Linked DNA regions of Homo sapiens: region 2 is linked to region 1. A link is an interaction called in ENCODE POLR2A ChIA-PET data of the cell type or tissue named here. Cell type or tissue: Panc1. All regions are shown on one strand. Links, peaks and the distances in the headings refer to the core of each region. The heading gives the core; the rest is flanking DNA.

What was found. ChIA-PET counts read pairs that join two places held together with the same protein. Peaks named below come from ENCODE experiments on the same cell type or tissue, not always from the same donor. Only the 100,000 strongest peaks of a DNase experiment are listed, where the experiment ranks them.
Region 2: POLR2A ChIA-PET joins it to region 1 with 7 read pairs; 3 of 35 experiments call an interaction of 5 or more read pairs at or near these places.

Annotation. Positions count from the first base shown.
Region 1 is chr20:50,693,257-50,701,646 of GRCh38, reverse strand. No RefSeq gene overlaps it. Among named protein-coding and RNA genes, the nearest start is that of RIPOR3, 5.9 kb to the right of the region's middle. RefSeq lists a silencer at 4,259-4,420. In Panc1, for the core only: no CTCF peak of the experiment used is centred there; no DNase peak of the experiment used is centred there; H3K4me3 peaks cover 511 bases; H3K27ac peaks cover 3,906 bases.
Region 2 is chr20:50,617,308-50,621,307 of GRCh38, reverse strand. RIPOR3 (RIPOR family member 3) reads left to right here. Exons shown (of 22, transcript NM_001290268.2): 3 at 1,176-1,322. It also overlaps the pseudogene RPL36P2. Among named protein-coding and RNA genes, the nearest start is that of MIR1302-5, 4.5 kb to the right of the region's middle. RefSeq lists an enhancer at 3,808-4,000. In Panc1, for the core only: no CTCF peak of the experiment used is centred there; no DNase peak of the experiment used is centred there; H3K27ac peaks cover 501 bases.

The DNA.
Region 1 (8,390 bases), core at 2,714-6,713:
GGGCCAAGAGGCCCTTATCAAATCATACAGGATGCATTTAGGGGCTGTTGTCATAAAAGCACACAATAAATAAAGTGGCAGCCTTGAACTCAAGAAGAATTGTAGAATTCCTCAGCTGGCGGAATCATTTTGGGAATGCAAAGATCGCTTTCAATGTTGTGTTTGTAAGGAAATGACAGTCACCAAGTGGAGAATGTCAGGTCCTCTGAGGAACCCTGTGGGCACTCATGTGCAGAAACTATTTACTTAACTGGAATTGGTTTCTGAAAAAATTTGACTTTGCAGAGTCCCAAAGGGAGTGTGGCGAGTGTCTGGGATTTTCTTTCAGGTCAGGACTCGGCCTTTGCTAATCTCCAAAACTGATAAGGCCCCCAGATTTCAGGGCAGATTCATTCCTCGGCTGAACCAAGGTTTACGGTCCTTGTTGAGGCCAGAGGGAGAGCTTGTCATTCCAAAGGCCTCACCAGCTCCACAGAACCGACTTCTATCTGATAGATTAGTCACATGGGATCAAAGGGGCCTGAAATGAGGCTCAGGATGGGTGAAGATGAGAGTAGCGGAGACGCCTAGTAGTGATGGATTAGAATATTTATCTCCAGAAAGACTCCAGCAATCTGACCATTCTCATCAGGGCAGAAGGTAGATGGGGTTGATCATGGGGGAGAATTTTTGTGCCATTATCCTTAGGCAAATGATGGATTTTACCAAGTAGAATAGGTTTGGAGACTCTTCCTTCTGTTAAGCACCATCCCCTAATCCTCTCCCCAAACTCAGGCTCTGTCTCTGCTCTTCATCCAAAGGATGCTTGAGCATTGGGAAGTAATGAGTCCAAAAGGGCTCAGCCAAGAGTGATGTTGCCTGGTTCCAGTCTGGCTTTTCCATGTGAATTAGACAAATGACTTAAAATCACGCAGCGTTTATCAAGCTCCCCCTCCACTCTAGGCACAAGGATGCCGTGGTGCCCATGGCAGTCGTGACACAGAGTACTGTAGCCCTTGGTGGCAAGGTTTGCAGGCATTCATGTTCAGACCACTGGGATTGGTGATTCTCCTCTGACTAGGGCTGGCTTAAATGCTCCCTCTGTGGTCTTTCCTCTCAGGTGGAGGAGGATGAGAAAACAGGCAATACTGTGGGATGATGATGATGATGATGATAACAACAACATACATTTAATAGGAGCCAAGTATGTGTCAGGCAGTCTCAGTATTTTACATATAATGTTTCAGTGCTTGTCACATTTAACATGTATGTGAATCACTTAGAGATCCTGAGAAAATGCAGACGTCGGGCACAGCGGCTCATGCCTTTAATCCCAGCACTTTGGGAGGCTGAGGCGGGCAGATCACCTGAGGTCAGGAGTTTGAGACCAGCCTAACCAACATGGTGAAACTCTGTCTCTACTAAAAATACAAAAAAATTAGCCAGGCATGGTGGCATGTGCCTGTAATCCCAGCTACTCCTTGAGAGCTGAGACAGGAGAATTGCTTGAAGCTGGGAGGCAGAGGGTTGCAGTGAGCTGAGATCGCACCACTGCATTCTAGCCTGGGCAACAGAGTCAGACTCTGTCTCCAAAAAAAAAAAAAAAAATTGCAGAATCTGGTTCTGTAGTTCCGGGGTGGGGCCTGGGATGCTGCACCAGCAACCTCCCAGGGGATGCCCAATCTGCTGGTCTGTATACACATCGAGAAGCCAAGTATTATTTCACCTAATGCTCACAGCAGCGCAATGCGGCACTGTTGTCATCCCCATTTTACAGATGAGGAAATGGAGGCCCAGAGAGGCCAAGTTACTTGCCCAAAGTCATGCAGCTCAGAAGCGGAGAAGCCAGGATGGAACTCCAGGGTCCATGTGCTCACCCAGTTCTGCCCTGATGGGGCAGCCAGGATGCTTGGTAGAGGAGCACTGTGCCCAGAGTGGGGGCTTGGAGAAGGCTGTGGGAGATTGAGACTCCTTAGCTGGATTCCAGCGGGTTGAGTTAAGGTATTAACCAGGTGAAAGGCAAGGTGGGTGGGACCTACAGAGATCCAGGCTGGGGGAACCACAGGACACAGGAGAGAGGCTGGCACCTTAAAAGGACTGAGATTGTTCCAGTGGATTTGGGGTCAGAGACCAAAAGGCTCTGCAGGACCCTTAAGCTGCCGGGCATGGCCCTCCCTTGAGGGCCAGGTCAGAGTATCAATCTAGAAAGATCGGGGAAGCTTTCTGTTTTCTCATCCTTCAAGACCCTGTTGACATAATTTCCTGCGATACCCCCTTGGTCCTCAAAGGCAGAGGTCCATCCCCCTGCCTCTACTGCTCTGCCCCTGCACTGAGCACTTGGTTTTGTGGGTCCCTATTTTTTTTCTTTTTTTTTTGAGACAGGGTCTCACTCTGTTGTCCAGACTGGAGTGCAGTGGCGTGATCTCGGCTCACTGCAACCTTCGCCTCCTGGTTTCAAGCGATTCTCCTGCCCCAGCCTCCCAGTAGCTGGGATTACAGGCGCACACCACCACTGCCCGGCTAATTTTTATATTTTTTTAAGTAGAGACAGGGTTTCACCATGTTGGCCAGGCTGGTCTTGAACTCCTGACCTCAAATGATCCACCCGCCTCAGCCTCCCAAAGTGCTGGGATTACAGGTGTGAGACACTACACCTGGCCGTGGGTCCTTATTTATATGTCTGTCTCCCACTGGAGTATTTCTTCCTTTAAAAAATTTTTTTTGAGACGGGGTTTTGCCGTCACCCAGGCTACAGTGCATGGTTCCATCACAGCTCACTGCAGGCTCCACTCCTCAGGCTCAAGATTCTCTCACTTCAGCCTCCTGAGTAGCTGGGACCATAGGCACGTGCCACCATGCCTGGCTAATTTTTTTTTTTTTTTTTTTTTTTTGAGATGGAGTTTCCCTCATGTTGTCCAAACTGGAGTGCAGTGGCACGATCTCGGCTCACTGCAACCTCTGCCTCCCAGGTTCAAGCAATTCTGCCTCAGCCTCCCGAGTAACTGGGATTACAGGTGCGTGCCACCACCCCAGCTAAGTTTTTGTATTTTTAGTAGAAACGGGGTTTCACCATGTTAACCAGGCTGGCCTCGAACTCCCGACCTCACATGATCTGCCTGCCTCGGCCTCCCAAAGTGCTGGAATTACAGGTGTGAGCCACCGTGCTTGGCTGCCCGGCTAATTTTTAAAAAGTATTTGTTGAGATGGGGGTCTTGCTATGTTGCCCAGGCTGGTCTCAAACTCCTGGGCTCAAGTAATCTTCCTGCCTTGGCTTCCCAAAGTGCTGGGATTACAGGTGTTGGCCACTCTTGAGTATTTCTTCCTTGTTCTAGACTCTGGGATGAATATTCCTGCCCTCTTAACAGGATGAGAATGCTCTAGGATGAATAGAGGTGCAGAAATCATTTGACAGTGTGAGAAATGCTGCAGCATTTGGAGAGTGTATGCATGTGGAGGCTTGGGAGAGGGAGAGGGACTCTCTGGTTGTCAAGGGGTGGGAGATGAAAGTTGGTCCCTCGACTCACTACAAGGCTTACAGATGCTTTGAGCTCTTGAAATGCCCTCTGCACTCTCCAAGGACACCTATGTGGGGGAACCCTCATGGATGGTGAAGCTTCTGGGGTAATGGAGAGTGGGTGTGGGTGCTCAGGGACTTGCGAGGTCGTTTAATATCATCCCAGGCCAGGCACCACCTGTAATCCCAGCACTTTGGGAGGCCGAGGCAGAAGGATCACTTGAGGCCAGGAGTTTGAGACCAACTTGGGCAACATGGTGAGACTTCATCTCTAAAATATATATATAGTCCGGCCGGGGTGGCTCATGCCTGTAATCCCAACATTTTGGGAGGCTGAGGCAGGTGGATCACCTGGGGTCAGAAGTTCAAGACCAGCCTAGCCAACATGGCAAAACCCCGTCTCTACTAAAAGCCGGGTGTGGTGGTGGACGCCTGTAATCCCTGCTACTCAGGAGGCTGAGGCAGGAGAATCACTTGAACCTGGGAGGCAGAGATTGCAGTGAGCCAAGATCTCACCACTGCACTTCAGCCTGGGTGACAGAGCGAGATTCTGTCTCAAAAAAATAAAAAGAAGGCCGGGTGCAGTGGCTCACGTCTGTAATCCCAGCACTTTGGGAGGCCGAGGCAGGTGGATCACCTGAGGTCAGGAGTTCGAAGCCAGCTTGGCCAACACGGTGAAACCCCATCTCTACTAAAAATACAAAAAATGGCTGGGCCTGGTGGCAGACGCCTGTAATCTCAGCTACTTAGGAGACTGAGGCAGGAGAATTGCTGGAACCTGGGAGGTGGAGGTTGCAGTGAGCCAAGATCTCACCATTGCACCCCAGCCCGGGCCGACAACAGCGAGACTCCGTCTCTCTCTCTCTCTCTTTCTCTTTCTCTTTCTCTCTCTCTGTATATATATATATGTATATTTAAAATTAGCCAGGCACGGTGGTTTCAGCCTGTAGTCCCAGCTATTCAGGAGGCTGAGATGAGAGAATTACTTGAGCCAGGAGTTCAAGGACCCTGTCTCTTTAAAAAAAAAAAAAATCATTTCAGTTGTCCCTGCTATTTGCCAGGCTATCTTGTAGCCTAGGGTCCACCAAATGCCACCAACTCAGGTCCCACCTTCACAACTTTGGCCATATTCATTTGCAACCTGGGCTCTTATGTACTTAATATTTGTATTTAAATTGATTAACGTCCTCCCCCTACAATTTTTCATTTTGACAAATTTCAAACCTACAGGAAAATTGAAAGAATAGTGTGAAAAACATCCATATAGCCCCTTAGCTAGATTCACCAATTGTTAACATTTTTGCCACAATTTGCTTTTTCTTTTCTTTCTTCTTTTTTTTTTTTTTTTGAGACAGGGTCTTGCTCCGTTGCCCAGCAGACCCTGCACAGACACTGCCCAAGCTGGAGTGCAGTGGCACAATCATGGCTCACTGCAGCCTCAACCTCCCAGGTTCAACTGATCCTCCCACCTCAGCCTCCTAAGTAGCTGGAACTACACCTAAGTTTTTGTATTTTTTTTTTTAATAGAGGCAGGGTTTTTCCATTTTGCCCAGGCTGGTCTCAAACTCCAGGGACTCAAGAGAGCCTCCCTTGGTCTCCCAAAGTGCTGGTATTACAAGTGTGAGCCACCTCGCCTAGCTTACAATTTGCTTTCTCTTTATTTCTCTCCATATATACACTTAAAAAAAAACATAGATTTATGGTAGGGGGCACTAAAGGTACTTAAATAAGCTTTCTTTCTTTCTTTTATTTTTTTTTTTGAGAGGGAGTCTTGCTGTGTCACCCAGGCTGGAGTGCAGTGGCACGATATTGGCTCACTGCAACCTCTGCCTCCCAGGCTCAAGCAATTCTGCCTCAACCTCCCAAGTAGCTGGGCCCGCGCCATCACACCCGACTAAGTATTGTATTTTAAGTAGAGATGGGGGTTTCACCATGTTGGCCAGGTTGGTCTTGAACTCCTGACCTTAGGTGATCCACCTGCCTCGGTCTCCCAAAGTGCTGGGATTACAGGGGTGGGCCACTGCAACCAGGCTTAAATAAGCTTTCTATTTCAGAATAGTTTTAGATTTACAAAAAAGTTGCAAAGATAGTACAGAGGGCTCTATCCACCCTCTACGGATTTCTTATTGTTTTTCTTAACTGTTCATCGTACATTACTATGGTACATTTGTCAAGACCAATGAACCATTATAGTTACACTATTGTTAATTTAACTTTATACTTTATTAGGATTTTGTTAGCTTTTCCCTTATCTGGTGGATTCACTTTTAAACTGGAAAAAAAACAACACCAAAAAAATAGAATGTTCATGGAAAACCATGATCAATTGCCAAACACAGTTCTAGCTAGATGCTGTTAGCAGTGGAATGACCTAAGCGTGGGGCCGGCTTTCTCTTTGTTAAAAAGGGAGATTGGCCAATGTTAGGTGTTAAAGACAGGCTAGCTCAAGCTGAGACTTTCTCCCGGCCAAATGGCATTGAACCAGCATGGTCATAGGAGGGAAATGGCTTTCTCACTATGAGATTCAGTGTTTAGTGCCCAGTCTGTGTGTCATCTAAAGTCAGCTTGGGTGGCACCCCTTCGGGAGGCCCACTTTGAGAAACACTGAAAGGTCTGGCTGTGCCACATCCGAAGAAGGCTGGAAACCCAGACCTGAGGCTGCCGGGCTCCAAACCTGGAGCTTCCTTCTGCCCTGGAAGATGGGGTCAGGGCTGGGTGCCCTGATTGGTGGTGGTTGTGGGGGATGGGGGGCTGTGGGGAATATCATTTGTCTTGTCTAGTAACTCCCCTAGCTGTTTTCCCAAAGCTGGCAGGCGTTTAACAAGTGATGGACAGAAAAGAGCACACTGCAGAATTCTATCCACAGCTCCTTGTCATGAACACAAGGGCCATTTATTTGCCCGTCCTGTCGGTGAGATGCATGTGGCCATATATTTAGTCAGTGAGGGGGTGGGAAGTGGCTGAAATGAAATGGCTTTCTCAACTGCCCTTTGCATAATGTCTGAACTTGTTCATATTCATTCCTTGAAAATGCTTCAAAGTGGTTTTTGTGTTTTATTAGTTAGAGTAGGTGATATTGCTTCCTGAAACCAAATCTTTGCTTTCCAATATATATCTGCCGACCTCATTTCCAGGAGACTTCAGCCCACTACAAACTAACTCGATGGCTCTCCTACCCTGAAGGAATTTCACTCTGGAATAAGTCACTGTTGGCTCATGGGTCTGGACATCTAACCGGAGGTGATTCAAACTAGAATGTTTGCAGAATTTCTGGGTTCACCCCTAAGGATTGCTCTTTCTTCCTTATTTCCTTCCTTTCATTTTTTTCTTTTCTTTTCTTTTTTGTCTCTCGCTCTCTTTCTTTTCTTCCTTCCTTTCTTTCTTTCTTTCTTTTCTCTTTCTTTCTTTCTTTTTGGTGGGGGCTGGGGGTGTTCTTTGTTTTTTTTTTTGGGACGGGGTCTCACTCTGTCACCTAGGTTGGAGTATGGTGGTGGGATCTCACTGTGCCTGTAATCCCAGCTGTTCAGGAGGCTGAGCGGGGAGAATCGCTTGAACCCGGGAGGCAGATGTTGCAATGAGCTGAGATTGCACCACTGTACTCTGCCTCCTGAGCTCAAACAATCCTCCCACCTCAGCCCCCTCAAGTAGCTGGAGCTACAGGTGAAAGCCACCACGCTCAGCTAATTATTGCTTTGTACTTTTTTTTTTTTTTTTTGAGATGGAGTTTTGCTCCTGTTGCCCAGGCTGGAGTGCAATGGTGCAATCTCAGCATACTGCATCCCCCACCTCCTGGGTTCAAGAGATTCTCCTGCCTCAGCCTCCTGAGTAGCTGGGATTACAGGCATGTGCCACCACTCCCGGCTAATTTTGTATTTTTAGTAGAGACAGGGTTTCTCCATGTTGGCCAGGCTGATCTCGAACTCCCAACCTCAGGTGATCTGCCCTCCTCGGCCTCCCAAAGTGCTGGGATTACAGGCGTGAGCCACTGCGCCCGGCCTTTTTTTTGTACTTTTATTAAATATGGGGTTTCACCATGTTGCCCAGGCTGGTCTTGAACTCTTGAGGTTAAGCGATCCGTCTGCCTTGGCCTCCGAAAGTGCTAGGATTACAGGTGTGAGCCCCCATGCTCAGCCTGTTTCTTTCTTTCTTTTAATTATTATTATTTTATTTTATTAATTTAAAAAATAGAGACAGGGTCTCACTATGTTGCCCAGGCTGGTTTCAAACTCCTGCCCTCAAGCAGCCCTCTCACCTCAGGCTCCCAAAGTGCTGAGATTACAGGAGCATGAGCCACTGCTTCCTGCAGAATGCTGTTTATTTCTGACCTGACCTATGGTAGAATTATTTTAGTCCAAGGAAGCAAACGGTTGGGATGAAATTTTCTCCACATAGGGGTGCAATGTCCCCAAAGAAGATAGATGGGTCGGGTGCGGTGGCTTATGCCTGTAATCCCAGCACTTTGGGAGGCCAAGACAGGCAGATCACTTTAGGTCAGGGGTTAGAGACCAGCCTGGCCAACATGGTGAAAAGCAGTCTCTACTAAAAATACAAAAATTAGCCAGGCGTGGTGGCAGGCACCTGTAATCCCAGCTACTTGGGAAGCTGAGGCAGGAGAATTGCTTGAACCTGGGAGGTGGAGGTTGCAGTGAGCCAAGATCGTGCCACTGCACTCCAGCCTGGGAAACAGAGCGAGACTCCGTTTAAATAAAAAATAAAACACATTTTTTAAAAAGAAGGAAGATGGCTGGGACAAAAGTAACAGACCAATCTATTCTCACTTTTAGAAATGAAAGGATTACAGGTAAAAGCGTCACTCCCAAACTCTTTTCCCAGAGGTAGCAACTCAGTTTGGTTTACATCCTTCCAGCCTGTCTTGCTGTCTAAGTGTTTCCACAGT
Region 2 (4,000 bases), core at 1-4,000, 78 kb after region 1:
GTAAAGCCAACAGATGCTGCCCCAAGGGTAAAGCACAGGACTATGACTTGGCCTCCCACACGGCATTGCCTGCACAGGCAGAGCATGGTGATCAGAGAGCATTGGCATTTGGGCTACTTGACTGTATTTCTTCCTGTAAGTTCATTTCTGATACCAGATTTTTATTACTGTTCTTTTTTTTTTTTTTGTCAAGCTGTTCTATATTTCCGGGAGAGGGCAGGGGAGGGGGCTCAGTCTTTCCTGGCAGTGGCTTTCCTCATGGCGGCCAGGACATTGGCTCGGCTCCTCCTGCTTCCTCTTGGCGTGGATGTGTGTCCCCACCCTTTCCTTGATGAACTTGAGGGCCTGTTTGTCCTTGGAGACCTTCAGTAACTCCATAGCATGCTGCTTGTACAGGGCAAAGCCACACACCTCCCGGATCATGTCCCGCACAAACTCAGTGTATTTGGTCAGACACCCACTGCAGCGGCTGTGCCTGGGCTTGCTCACGTTCTTGGTCACCTTGTGGCCCTTGTTGAGGCCCATGGCCATAGGGTAGCGCAGAGCCATGGCTGCTGCTCTCCAGTGGCAGCCATGGTGGAAAAGCTTTATTACTCTTCTTTTAATCCTCAAATCTAGGCTCCTTATTTTTATTTATTTATTTATTTATTTATTTATTTATTTATTTATTTATTTATTTTTAAGACTGAGTCTCACTCTGTCACCCAGGTTGGAGTGCAGTGATGCAATCTCGGCTCACTGAAACCTCCACCTCCCGGGTTCAAGCGATTCTTGTGCCTCAGCCTCCGGAGTAAGTGGGATTACAGGCACGTACCACCACATCCGGCTAATTTTTGTATTTTTAGTAGAGACAGGGTTTCGCCATGTTGGCCAGACTGGTCTTGAACCCCTGATCTCAGGTGATCCACCCACCTCAGCTTCCCGAAGTGCTGGGATTACAAGTGTGAGCCACCGCACCTGGCCCAGGATCCTAATTTTACAGATGAGAAAGCAGAGACCCAGAGAGGCTCCATAACTTTCTGGAAACCACACTGCTTGGTGGTGATGGGGGTGGGACTGAGCCGGGTCTCCTGACTCCCTGTGGCTCTGGTCACTATTTCCAAAGTGCCTGCCCCTGGGGAGGGCTTTGTCAGGGCCCTTCTCTGACTTCTCTTGCCCTCCAACCCTTCTCACAGAAAGTCCATCAACAGGAACTCCGTGAGATCGCGAATGCCTGCAAAATCCTCCAAGATGTACGGCACGCTGCGGAAGGGGTCGGTCTGTGCAGACCCGAAGCCCCAGCAGGTGAAGAAGATCTTCGAAGCATTGAAAAGAGGCCTCAAGTAAGGCTGGGCTGTGTGCTGCCTTTAAGAAGTGCATTCCTCTACCTCGCCTCCTCTCTGTCTCTTCCTGGGGAAGCGTGGATGGGTCTTGTCTACAAGAGGTGACAGGTTAAGTTCCTGGTCATTCGTTTAGTAAGCAAGTATGTCAGGGTGCAGCCGCGTGCTCAGCCCGGTCCTTGGGCACTGGAAACCTGGCAGTGACTAAGGCAGGAGGACTCTGATCTTGTGGAGCACGCACTGCAGAGGGGCAGATTCAATGCAATCAATCAAGAAGCAATGCAATCAATCATAGAACTTCCACCTGTGCTGAGTGCAATGAAGAAAGGTAACAGAGAGACAGTGCGTCGAGGGCCTCGGCAGACAGGCAACAGTGTGGGCAAAGGCCCCACAGTAGGAGCCTGCACTGTGAGCCCACACACGCAAGAGGTCAGGGCGGTGGGTGTTTGAGTGAAGGACAGACTTGCTCAGAGACCAACTGATGAGCTGGGCCGAGGCCTGCACAAGAAGGATGAGTCACTCCACAAATTTTTTTTTTTTTTTTTTTTGAGATGGAGTCTCGCTCTGTTGCCCAGGCTCAAGTGCAGTGGCACAATCTCAGCTCACTGCAACCTCTGCCTCTTGGGTTCAAGCAATTCTCCTGCCTCAGCCTCCCAACTAGCTGGGACTGCAGGTACGCACCATCACACCTGGCTAATTTTTTTTTTTCTTTTTTTGAGACGGAGTTTTGCTCTTGTTGCCCAGGCTGGAGTGCAATGGTGTGATCTCAGCTCACTGCAACCTCCGCCTCCTGGGTTCAAGCGTGAGCCACTGCACCTGGCATAGCCTCCTTATTTTACAGATGAGAAAGCAGAGGCTGAGAGTAGCTCTTGCCTCAGCCTACCGAGTAGCTGGGATTACAGGCACCTGCCACCACGCCTGGCTAATTTTTTGTATTTTTAGTAGAGATAGGGTTTCACCACGTTGGCCAGGCTGGTCTCGAACTCCTGACCTCAGGTGATCTGTCCATCTCGGCCTCCCAGAGTGCTGAGATTACAGGTGTGAGCTACCGCGCCCAGCCAATATTTTGTATTTTTAGTAGAGACTGGGTTTCGCCATGTTGGCCAGGCTGGTCTTGAACTCCTGACTCAAGTGATCTGCCTGCCTTGGCCTCCCAAAGTGCTGGGATTACAGACATAAGCCACTGTGCCCAGCCCACAAATATTTATTGGGCTTACAGAGTGCCAGGCCAGGGGACAGAAGTAAACTAAACACACAAAATCCCTACCTCCTGTGGAGCTGACTCCTAGTGGGGGAGAGACAGACAATACACAATACAGAAAAGAAAAGTACAGAGAATATCAGATGGTAGTAAGGGCCACAGAGGAAAACAGGCCAGGGTAAGCAGGCAGAGGCAGGGAGGGTTCATTTTAAGTTGGGCAGTTGGAAGGAAGGCCTTGCTAAGAAGGTGACATTGGAGCACACTCCTGAAGGGGAAAAGAACATTCCAGGCCAGGGTAGCCACATACACAAAGGCCCTGGGGCGCAGCAAGGAGGCCAGCGTGGCTAGAGCCAAAGGAAAGAGGATGAGGTTATGGGGCAATGGGGACCAGATGACAGGGGGCCCTGTGGGCCAAAGAGTGGTTTCTGGAGTGATTTTCCCCAGATATAGTGGTACTTAGACCCTAAATTCTCTCCTACTTACGCCTTTTTTTTTTTTTTTTTTTTTTTTTTTTTTTGAGACGGAGTCTCACTCTGTCACCCAGGCTGGAGTGCGGTGGTGTGATCTCACTCAGCTCACCGCAACCTCTGCCTCCTGGGTTCAAGCTATTCTCCTGCCTCAGACTTCTGAGGAGCTGGGACTACAGGCATCTGCCACCACGCCCGGCTAATTTGTTTTTGTATTTTTAATAGAACGTGGTTTCACCATATTGGTCAGGATGGTCTTGAACTCCTGACCTTGTGATCCACCTGCTTTGGCTTCCCAAAGTGCTGGGATTACAGGCATAAGCCACCACGCCCAGCCCCTACATCTCTTATTTATAGATGGGGCACCCCAAAGAGGAACCAGAGTCAAGTAAAAGTTGAAACCAGGCCAGACGCAGTGGGCCTGTAATCTTAGCACTTTGGGAGGCGGAGGCAGGCGGATCACGAATTCAGGAGTTTGAGACCAGCGTGGCCAACATGGTGAAACCCCGTCTCTACTAAAAATACAAAATTAGCCGGCGTGGTGGGGCATGCCTGCAATCCCAGCTACTCGGGAGGCTGAGGCAGGAGAATCACTTGAACCCGGGAGGTGGGGGTTGTGGTGAGCCAAGATCGCGTTATTGCACTCCAGCCTAGGAGACAGAGCAAGACTCAAAAAAAAAAAAAAAAAAAAAGGGAAACCACCTTAGAATGAAATGGTTTTCAAAATAGACATCCTTGGCTGGGCACAGCGGTGGCTACCCTGTAATCCCAGCACTTTGGGGGGCCGAGGCAGGCAGATTCCTTGAGCCTAGGAGTTCAAGACCAGCATGGGAATATGGCAAAATCCTGTAGAGGTGGAGGCTGCAGCAAGCTGGGATTGTGCAGAGTGGGAGCTGGGATGTGCATGGACGATAGAGCATGTTTCTGAAGGACAGATTCTGTGTCCTTTAAGGACCACATGTTTGAGACTTGTCTGGGGCCAAGGCAGCCCCTTCTTCCCAGAGAGCTCAATA